Linked DNA regions of Homo sapiens: region 2 is linked to region 1. A link is an interaction called in ENCODE POLR2A ChIA-PET data of the cell type or tissue named here. Cell type or tissue: CD4-positive, alpha-beta T cell. All regions are shown on one strand. Links, peaks and the distances in the headings refer to the core of each region. The heading gives the core; the rest is flanking DNA. Region 1 has its middle 71 kb from the start of CYB5B. Region 2 overlaps SNTB2 (syntrophin beta 2).

Region 1 (2,914 bases), core at 324-2,823:
TCAAAAAATTAAAAATAGAAATACAATATGGTCCAGCAATCCCACCTCTGAGTATACACCCCAAAGAATTGAAATCAGGGTCTCAAAGAGATGTTGGTACAACCATGTCCACAGCAGCACTATTCACAATGGCCAAAAGGTAGATGTCACCCAGGTGTCCATCCACAAATGAACAGATAAACAAAATGTGGTATATATCCATTCAGTGAAATGTTATTCAGCCTTAAAAAGGAAAGAAATTCTGATACATGCCATGACATGGATGAAATTTGAAGATGTTATGTAAGGTAAAATAACCTGGTCACAAAAAGACAAATATTATATAATTTCACTTATACAAGGTATCTAAAGTAGTCAAATGCATAGAAACATAAAGTAGAATGGTGGTGACCAGGAGTTTAGGGGAGGGGTAATGGGAAGTTGCTGTTTAATGGGTATAGAGTTTCTATTTTGCAAGATGCAAAAATTCTGGAGATCTGACTCACAACGATGTAAATATACTTAACACAACTGAACTGTGCACTTAAAAGTGGTTAAGATAATTTTTATGTTACATATATTTTACCACAATTTAAAACATTGTTAAGGTCATCGAAAACAAGGAAAGTGTGATAAATTGTCACATCCAAGAGGAGCCTAAAGAGGTGTGACAATGTGAGGCCGAGGTGGGCAGATCACTTGAGGCAGGAGTTCGAGACCAGCCTGGCCAACATGGCGAAATCCCATCTCTACTAAAAATACAAAAATCAGCTAGGTGTGGTGGTGGGCACGTGTAATCTCAGCTACTCAGGAGGCTGAGGCGGGAGAATCACTTGAACCCGGGAGGCAGAGGTTGCAGTAAGCTGAGATTGCGCCACTGCACTCCAGCCTAGGGGACAGAGCAAGACTCCATCTCAAAAATAAATAAATAAATAAATAAAAGAGATGTGACAACACAATGTCCTATAGTATCCTGATGGGACCTGGAACACAAACAGGGCATTAGGTAAACTAAGGCAATGTGAATAAAGTAGGGACTTAAGTTAATAATGATATATCAATATTGGTACATTAATTATAACAAATGTATCCTATTAATAGATGATGTTAATAATAGTAGAAACTGGAAATGGGTTATATGGAAACTCTGTATTACCTTCATAATTTTTCTGTAAATCTAAAAGGTCCTACAAAAGAAGGTCTATTTAAAAAGAATAGCTTAGGTCTTCCCCTCAAGGAATGTAGTGGCTGGGGGCATGAACTGGGAGTCTCCTGAGTTCAAACCCTGGCTCCACCACCACCCGGTTGTGGGCCCTTCAGGGAGTGAAGTCACCTCCCGATGGGTCAGTTTCTTCATCTGGAAACTGAGGAGAATCCTAGGATCTACCTCATGGGGGCGCTGTGAGGACTGACTGCAAAGTGCCCAGCACCACTCCTGGCTGGTAGTAGATGCTGCTATTCCTGCAAGTTAGAAATAAAAGCAACAATAGAATAGTTGAGAGTGTGCATTTTGGAGTAAGGCAGTCTGGATTTAAACTGTGGTTCTTTCAGTGACTATAAAATCTTGGACAAGTTGCTGGGCCTGAACCTCAGTTTACTTAGCTATAAAATGGGATGCATGAGGCCTCCCCCAAAGGTGGTTGGAAGGACTGAATGAGCTCAAGCCGCAAAGCCCCAGCATAATGTGTATGCATGGGAAGCCGTTGATCAGTGGGAAATGTCCAAGGAAAGGAGACAGGCAGGAAGAGTTGGGGAACAGCAAATAAAACTGCCTGGCCGGCCAGGCGTGGTGGCTCACGCCTATAATCCCAGCACTTTGGGAGGCTGAGGCGGGCGGATCACGAGGTCAGGAGATCGAGACCATCCTGGCCAACATGGTGAAACCCCGTCTCTACTAAAAATACAAAAATTAGTTGGGTATGGTGGCACATGCCTGTAATCACAGCTGCTCGGAAGGCTGAGGCAGGAGAATCGTTTGAACCAGGGAGTCGGAGGTTGCAGTGAGCCAAGATCGCACCACTGCACTCCAGTCTGGCGACAGAGTGAAACTCCATCGCGAACAACAACAACAACGAAAACCTGCCTGGGTATCTGAGAAGGCTTCCCTGAGGGGGTCACAGAGAGGGGCTTGTCCTGGTTTTTGCACTGAGGGTGCTGATAGGCCGACTTCACAGTCCTCCAGGGACCTGTGTGACCTCCTCCTGGGCCCCAAGTTCCTCCCAGGTCCCCAGCATTGGAACATAGCCTCCATCTGCTGCTCAGCCACTGTTCTGTCTGAACTGTGTTTAGGCCCTTATCTCAGCCAGCTTTGCACTGCTTGGCTGCCTGTCACATTCAATTCCGTGCCAGGGCATTCATCCTGCCCTGGTCGTGTGTGTCCCCAAATGCAAGGTTCTGGGACACGGGGCCTGGTCTTGATCGTCTTCGGTTCCCACAATCCCGAGCACGGTGTCTGGAACACAGCAGTGTCTCAGTACATGGCGGCTGAAGAGAATAAAATTAGTGAGAAACTCACTTCCAGCCCTTGCTGTAGTTGGATTCTGAGGCACTGAGAAACACCCACACACTTTCCCCTTTAAAAATACCTTCTCTCTCTGGACTCTCTTTAGCCCCAAATTCTATGATTAGAGCTTCATTTCTTTGGCTTGAGCCAAATCTGGACCCTGTACCTGATAAAAATGCAACATCCTATATCGGTCAGATTCCAGTGGGATACAGAAGGCACACTCAAAAACTCAACCGGGTTTAAATGGGTGGGGGGAAGAAAAAATAATAAAAATTAGTAAAAGAACTATTTACAGCAAGATGGATGGGACTAAAGGAATCTGCAGAGACAGTGAGGCATCCCTGGCCTTGCAACAGCAGGAAGCTCTTAGCACCCAGGGGCAGAAGAGTTCAAGGGCACCCGGGAGAGCTGCACTATGGAGGAGCCGCC
Region 2 (2,914 bases), core at 222-2,721, 200 kb before region 1:
ACCTGGCCAACGTGGTGAAACCCTGTCTCTACTAAAAATGCAAAAAAATTAGCCGGGCGTGGTGGTGTACATCTGTAATCCCAGCTACTCAGCAGGCTGAGGCAGAAGAATTGCTTGAGCCCAGGAGGGTGAGGTTGCAATGAACCGAGATCACGCCACTGCACCCCAGCCTGGGTGACAGAAGGAGATTCCATCTCAAAACAAACAAAAAAAAGAATCTCTAAATCTCTCTTTTTAAAATTGTTTAGACATTGCTCTGTCACCCAGGCTAGAGTGCAGTGGCATGATCATAGCTCACTGCAGCCTTGAACTCCTGGACGCAAGTGATCCTCCCACCCCAGCCTCCTGAGTAGCTGGGACTATAGGCACACACCACCATGCCCAGATACATTTTTTATTTTTATAGAAATGAGATCTTGCCATGTTACCCAGGCTGTTCTCTAGCGCCTGGCCTCAAGTGATCCTCCTGCCTCCTGCCTTAGCCTCCCAGAGTGCTGGGATTGTAAGCATGACCCACCACACCTGGGGCATTTGCCAGTCTTGATGACCAAAATTGTTTGTATCCTGTCAATTCAGAGGTGTCCTTTGAATTGTATCTTTGATAGCGTTGACTGTGACTTTTGCTGAGTATAGCCTTTAACTTTGATGAACATAATCTTTATCTTCATCCCAAATGCCAACCAAACCATGTCACGGCTCCTGAAAGGCCTCTCTGCCTTTGCTCCTTTGGTTGGTCCTTCTTGCCCAGTTCAGTCCTTCTGCCTCTTCCTCCCTGCCTGTCCAGTTTTACCAATTCTTTTTTTTTTTTTTTTTTTTTTTTTTGAGACAGTGTCTCGCTCTTGTCACCCAGGCTGGAGTGCAGTGGCGTGATTTCATCTCACTGCAACCTCTGCCTCCCAGGTGCAAGCAGTTATCCTGCCTCAGCCTCCCAAGTAGCTGGGATTACAGGCATGTGCCACCATGGCTGGCTAATTTTTGTATTTTTAGTAGAGACGGGGTTTCGCCATGTTGGCCAGGCTAGTCTCTAACTCCTGACCTCAAGTGATCCGCCCACCTCGACCTCCCAAAGTGCTGGGATTACAGGTGTGAGCCACCGTACCCGGCCAGTATTACCAATTCTTTAGGGCCTATCTGAAGGCCCATCTCCTCCAGGAAACCTTTTCTTGACTTTGGCCTCATTCACTTTGGTGTTTGCTCATGTTCTGTACATTCTGCCTTACACAATTGGGGATTTCCTGTCTATGCCAATGAGTTTACAAAGTCCTTGAGAGCAGGGACTGTGCCTCTTACTTCTCTAGTGCCTTGCACAGCCTACACACACTTGCCAGTATGAGTGTTCAGTGGGTACTCGAGGAATTAAATCGAACAGATGTCAAGGAGTGTTATGGTCATTTCTGCCTCATCTCAGTGACCAAAACAAAACACACTTCTTTTTTTTTTTTTTTTGAGACAGTCTTGCTCTGTCGCCCAGGGTGGAGTGCAGTGGTGCAATCTTGGCTCACTGCAACGTCCGCCTCCCGGGTGCAAGCAATTCTCCTGCCTCAGCCTCCTGAGTAGCTGGGATTACAGGCACCCGCCACCACACCCAGCTAATTTTTATATTTTTAGTAGAGACGGGGTTTCACCATGTTGGTCAGGCTGGTCTCAAACCCCTGACTTTGCGATCCGCCTGCCTCGGCCTCCCAAAGTGCTGGGATTACAGGCGTGAGCCACCACGCCTAGCACAAAACACACTTTAGAAGTTTCCATACAGGTTAGGTATCACACATTCTCAAGAAAATATTTTTCCTATTTTGAAGTCAGAAGATTCCCTTTTCACTTGATAACTGACATAGCAACTTTACAACTAATGTTTTTTGCTTTTCTTCAACAGGCTGCATGTTAAATGGCCAAGAGGTGAGGCTTACTATTCACTATGAAAATGGGTTCACCATCTCAAGGGAAAATGGAGGCTCCAGCAGCATATTGTACCGCTACCCCTTTGAAAGGCTGAAGATGTCTGCTGATGATGGCATCCGAAATCTATACTTGGATTTTGGTGGTCCCGAGGGAGAACTGGTAAGAGTGTTTCTGAAACACATGTTTATCTAATAGATGTTCTCTTTCCTTCTCATTACTTCTTACCCCTTATATACAAAGTCATGGACTGACATTCCATTTAGAACCATGAAATTTTAAATTAAAAAAAATTTTTTTAAAGATGGGGTCTCTGTCACCCAGGCTGGAGTGTAGTGGTGCAATCATAGCTTCCTGCAGCCTATACCTTCTGGGCTCAAGTGATCCTCCCACCTCAGCCTCCTGAGTAACTGGGACTGGACTATAGGTGTGTGCCACCATGCCTGGCCAATTTTTTATATTCTTTATAGAGATGAGGTCTCGCTTTGCTGCCCAGGATGGTCTTGAACTCCTGGCTTCAAGTGATCTTCCCATCTTGGCCTCCCAAGGTGTTGAGATTACAGGTGTGAGCCACTGTATCTGCTCTTCTTCAGTTTTCAAGATGGCATTGGGTGTTGGTTTTTGTTGCCGTCATTTTTCTTTTTTTTTTCTTTTTTGAGACGGAGTCTCGCTTTGTCGCCCAGGCTGGAGTGCAGTGGCACCATCTCAGCTCACTGCAACCTCTGCCTCCCTGGTTCAAGCAATTCTGCTGCCTCAGCCTCCCGAGTAGCTGAGATTACATGCACGTGCCACCATGCCTGGCTAATTTTTCGTATTTTTAGTAGAGATGGGGTTTCACCGTGTTAGCCAGGATGGTCCCAATCTCCTGACCTCATGATCTGCCCGCCTCAGCCTCCCAAAGTGCTGGGATTATGGGCGTGAGCCACCGTGCCTGGCCTTAGATTTTAAATCCTCTACTATTTAGTTCTTCCTACCAGGCATGGTGAAACCCAGTACACCACCAGTTGTCTCCTAATTG

What was found. ChIA-PET counts read pairs that join two places held together with the same protein. Peaks named below come from ENCODE experiments on the same cell type or tissue, not always from the same donor. Only the 100,000 strongest peaks of a DNase experiment are listed, where the experiment ranks them.
Region 2: POLR2A ChIA-PET joins it to region 1 with 5 read pairs; 2 of 35 experiments call an interaction of 5 or more read pairs at or near these places.

The regions. Positions count from the first base shown.
Region 1 is chr16:69,493,701-69,496,614 of GRCh38, forward strand. No RefSeq gene overlaps it. Among named protein-coding and RNA genes, the nearest start is that of CYB5B, 71 kb to the left of the region's middle. In CD4-positive, alpha-beta T cell, for the core only: no CTCF peak of the experiment used is centred there; a DNase peak (open chromatin) is centred at 1,371.
Region 2 is chr16:69,297,717-69,300,630 of GRCh38, forward strand. It overlaps SNTB2 (syntrophin beta 2), which reads left to right. Exons shown (of 7, transcript NM_006750.4): 6 at 1,874-2,058. Among named protein-coding and RNA genes, the nearest start is that of VPS4A, 12 kb to the right of the region's middle. In CD4-positive, alpha-beta T cell, for the core only: no CTCF peak of the experiment used is centred there; a DNase peak (open chromatin) is centred at 1,265.